2 separate regions of the Homo sapiens genome follow, and region 1 is linked to region 2. A link is an interaction called in ENCODE POLR2A ChIA-PET data of the cell type or tissue named here. Cell type or tissue: A673. All regions are shown on one strand.

Region 1 (2,500 bases), 240 kb after region 2:
ATAAGCCTGTTTTGAATCTTAGTGTCTCCTTATACAGGAGATTATACGTAGTAATCAGACACTAAGCCTTTGGAATGAGACTGACTGGGTTTGAACCCTGCGTCTGCCACTTTTTACCTGTATGACTTAGATGATCATTTTTAAACTTCCAAGAATAATAATAGTACCTACCTTCTAGGGTTATCGAGAGGACCAAATGAAGCAATGAACATTGAACAATTGCACAGTGTTTGGCACACAATAAATACTCACTCCATGGTACTGCCATCGTTGTTATTTTTTAATAATAATAATTTTGTTAGTCAAGATTCTCTAGAGGGACAGAACCAACATGAGATGATAGATAGATAGATAGATAGATAGATAGATAGATAGATAGATAGATAGATATGAAAGGAGGTTTCATATGGGAATTGGCTCATGCAATTATGGAGGTTGAGAAGTTCCACAGTAACTTGTCTACAAGCTGGAGAACCAAGGAAGCCAGTGATGTGACTCAGTCTAAGTCCAAAGGCCTGAGAACCAGGGAAGCTGATGATAGCATAACCCTCAGTACAGGGCCAAAGGCCTAAGAATCTAGGCAGCTACTGATGCAAGTCCTGGAGTTCAAAGTCGTAAATCCTGGAGTACTGACGTGTAAGAAAAGGAGAAAAGGGGGGTCCCATCTCCAGTTCTATATAGGTCCTTAGCTTATTTCATTATTGAGGGCAGCTCTTCCTTGCTCAACCCATTGATTCAAATGTGAATCTCTTGGGAAATACCCTCATAGACCTACTCAAAAATGATGCTTTACCAGCTATCCGGGTGTCCCTTAATCAAGTCAAGCTGACACCTAAAATTAGCCATCACAATAACATACCTCTGAGTTATATTACCATTTATGAGTAGAAGGTGGTGGTTCACATGGTAGGGGGAGGGTAAAAGTTAAGCAATTAATAGTCGATAAAAAGATGAGCATCAGTTGCACCGTGAACACTAGTTTTTTTTTTAGCACATGCAGAAAGTACCAAAACCTAGAGCAGGTTTTACAATATAATAGCCTCAAAAGAACTGTATTAGTTCTCTAGGGCTGCTGTAACAAAGTAGCATACACTGGGTGGCTTAAACAACAAAAATTTATTCTCTCACAGTTCTAGAGGCTAAAAATCTGAAATTAAGGTGTCGATAGAATTGGTTCTTTCTGACAAATGTGAGGGAGAGTCTGTCCCATGCCTTCTCCTAGCTTTTGGTGGTTGCTGACAATCTTTGGCATTCCCTGGCTTGCAGATGCATCACCCCAATCTCCGTCTTCATCTTCAAATTGTGTTCTTCCTGTGTGCGTGTCTTTTTTTGTATCCAAATTTCTTCTTTTTATAAGGTCACTAATCATGTTGGATTGGGGCCCACCCTAATGATATCATTTTAACTTTACCATTTAAATCACCTTTGTAAAGCTCGTATTTTCAAATAAGCTCATATTATGAGATATCAGGTATTAGGGTTCCAACTTTTTTGGGGGGTGTGGTGGGACACAATTAACCCATAACAAAAACAGAGGGCAAAAATAAGAATTATATTTGAAATGTTTTGAAAAAGCATATGTTTTAATGGTTTTAATGGCATATGTTTTGGAATCACTCAAAAACGCAAAGGAAAATGCTTTAACTCTTAAGTATTACACTTGTGCCAAGATGGCATTATTATGGCAGTAAGAACATGCATCTCTTCCTAAAAGTAAGTCCCAGTGAGGTTTTACATAGGTCCTTCCTAGAGAAACATGAAGCCAAGGAATTCCAATACCCTGGCCAGCCCAAATGTCTATTAGATTGCCTCTTAACAAAACAATATTTGCTTATTCATTCAACAAATATTAATTAAGCACTTTGTGCTTAACCCCATATCAGACCTTACAAAGATATGGAGGAAATCTAAAATATGGTACACGCTGTATGGAGTGCTTTACCTGCTTGTGAATATGTGAATTATGTTCCTTGTTTTCTATGCCTTAAGAGTTGATGAGGCATGGTTCTAAGGATCCAGAATGTGTTCACTAAGGCTGATTTCCAGGAACCCATGCATGCTATTAAGGAGTGACATAAGGAGTGATCTTGCTCTGTCACCAAGGGTGGCATCATAGCTAGGTGTCAGGTGGAAATATGCCTGTTATATGCCATCTTTCATGTGAAACACAATTCAAATTTTCACCCAGTGTCATTCTAGGTTATAACCATTCTTCTGGATTAAGATTTGTCCAATAAGTATGGGCAATAAACCCCAATTCAATAAGTTTCAAACTAAATTCTCCACTAGATAAATGCCATGGAGAAATACACTGCAAAAGGCAGAGAACACAACTTCCCCACATGCAGAAGTGAAGCAAAGTTATCTGTGCATGATGCTAGAGGGGACAGCAGCTTTGGGTGACAGGTGGCATGCCTCTCTGCCAAGAAGAAGGCGTTGCTCCTGGCAGGTTTTTTTTTTTTTTTTCCTGAGGCATGTGACCTAAGTAGTGGCATTTCAC
Region 2 (2,500 bases):
CCACATTGTTTTGATTACTATGGCTTTGTAGTAAGTTTTGAAGTATTAAAATGTGAGTAATTAAAATTTCTTTTTCTGTTTCAATATTGTTTTGGTTATTTGGGACCTCTTGCAATTACATATGGATTTGAGGATCCATGTTTCCATTTTTCCAAAAACAGTTGTTGGAATTTAATAAAGATTGAATTGAAACTTACAGATTTGTTTAGATAGTTTTATCATATTAGTAATATTAAATCTTCTAATCCACAAATATTGAATATTAAGTTTTCCAATCCATGCATATCTTTCCATTTATTTGTGTCTTATTTAATTTTTTTAGCAATCTTTTGTAGTTTCCTGTGAAAAAGTCTTTCACTTCCTCATGGTTACGTTTAAGAAGTATTTGTGGTAGCAAATGAAAGAGAAGACAAGGGGGACTTTCTTAGAATAATAACAAAAATTTTCCTAAATATCAGAAGATCTAGATGTGTGTATCTACATACACACATGCACACTACAGAAGCAAAGAGATAAAACACCTCAAGGAAGGCTTTACAAAGTATAAAATAAATATATATATAATATATCTGTTCAAAATAATATATACATATTTCTGTCAAAAAGATATATTTATCAAAAAAAGCAATATTGGCTTAACTCACACATTATAATAAAAATAATATATTAAATTGGATTTCAAAGAACCAAAACTATGTTGCATACAACAGACCCACCTAAAATAAAACTTATCAGATTGAAAAGCTGAAAATAACATGATATGCAAAAGCATACCAGGGAAATGTAAACAAAAAGAAACCAACTAACATAATTTTAACATCAGAGAAGGAATAATTTAAGGCAAATGCCAATTTTAAATTCGTTTGATTAGCAACCTTAACTCCATCTGCAATATTAGTTCCCCCTTGTTTCATAATATAACATAGTCACAGGTCCGGGAAATTATGATGTAGACATTTTTGGGGGGTCATTATTGTGCCTACCACAGTCTGCCCTCTGTTGCATAAAGATTTGTATCAATCCCACATTCAAAATACAGTCACTGTATCCCAACATCCCCAAAAGTCTCAACCCATTACAGCATCAACTCAAAGTCCAAAATCTCATTTACATTTCTTCAACTCAATATTCCCAGGTCTCATCACCTCAATCATGTAAAGCAGGTATGAGTGAAACATGATGTATCCTGGGGCCAAACTCCTCTCCATCTATGCCTGTGAAATTAGAAAACAAATTATCTGCTCCTCAAAATACAATAGTCGGACAGGCATGGAGTACCAGTATATAGACATTCCCATTCAAAAAGAGAGAAAATTGAAAGAAAAAATGAGTCACCAATCGCAAGCAATTTCAAAACCCAAATGGCCAGACAATATTGGGTTTCAAAGCCTGGGAATAATTCCCTATGGTTACAGGCTCTGCCCTCTGGTCATGAGACTTGGCTCTCTGAGTCATGCTTCCTTTTTTATGAATGGTAGCACATGTTTGCAACTGAATAGTTTATCAGTCTATTTCCTGCCTGTATAATTTTGTGAGTCTGACAGTTATGCTTCATTTCATAGTCTCTGTCCCTTTCAGTCAGAGCTGTCAGTTTTTTACGTTGTTAAGAAATTCTGAAGAACCTTGTGTACGTCAAGAAAATGTTTCCCATTAAACAAGAGTTGCGTCCATGGATCTTTCCTAGATAATCTGATCTCTATTTTTGGTTTCTCTGGAGATGGCTAAGGAGACCCATAAAGTGCACTAATCTGTTCAAAGAGCCCCTTGTATGACCGAATACACTTATCTTTTGATCTTTTTAATGCAGTAACAAAAGGTTGTCCAGCCACACCCTTGGCTTTCCCTACAGATCATGTTTTCCTGACAGTTATTCTCCTAATTTTAGCATATTTGTAATCTGGACAGGCTGAGCATTTCCCAAATCCATTATTTTTGCCTAACATCTCTTTCATTTCCTTCCTTTCACACTTCGCTACAGGTACAATCATTTTTCACTTGGCAGTGGGGATGCATCCTGAAAAACACATCCTTATGTGATTTTGTCATTGTGTGAACATCATAGAATGCATTATTTACACTCACCTAGATGGTACAGTTTACTACATTCCTACACTGTATATACATGGCCTATTGTTACCAGCATATAAATCTGTGCAGCCTGTGACTATATTGAATACTGTAGGCAATTGTAACACAACGCTAGGACATCTAAACATAGAAAATATAAGTACAAATAATGTATAAAAGCTAAGAAATGGTACCCCTGTACAGGACACTTACTATGAATGGAGCTTGTGGGATTAGAGGTTGCTCTGGGTGAGACAATGAGTGAGTGGTGAGTGAATGTGAAGGCCTAGTACATTACTCTACCATAGACTTTATAAACACTGGGCATTTAGGCTACATAAACGTACTTTTTTCTTCCATAATAAATTAACCTTAGTTTACTGTAACTTTTGACTTTATTTACTTTTTAATTTTAAAAATTGTCTGACTCTTT

What was found. ChIA-PET counts read pairs that join two places held together with the same protein. Peaks named below come from ENCODE experiments on the same cell type or tissue, not always from the same donor. Only the 100,000 strongest peaks of a DNase experiment are listed, where the experiment ranks them.
Region 1: POLR2A ChIA-PET joins it to region 2 with 5 read pairs; 2 of 35 experiments call an interaction of 5 or more read pairs at or near these places.

Annotation. Positions count from the first base shown.
Region 1 is chr6:146,047,542-146,050,041 of GRCh38, reverse strand. The region is part of intron 1 of GRM1 (glutamate metabotropic receptor 1); the gene reads right to left. Among named protein-coding and RNA genes, the nearest start is that of GRM1, 20 kb to the right of the region's middle. In A673, no CTCF peak of the experiment used is centred here; no DNase peak of the experiment used is centred here.
Region 2 is chr6:146,289,448-146,291,947 of GRCh38, reverse strand. All of the region lies in intron 2 of GRM1 (glutamate metabotropic receptor 1), which reads right to left. Among named protein-coding and RNA genes, the nearest start is that of RAB32, 250 kb to the left of the region's middle. In A673, no CTCF peak of the experiment used is centred here; a DNase peak (open chromatin) is centred at 1,427.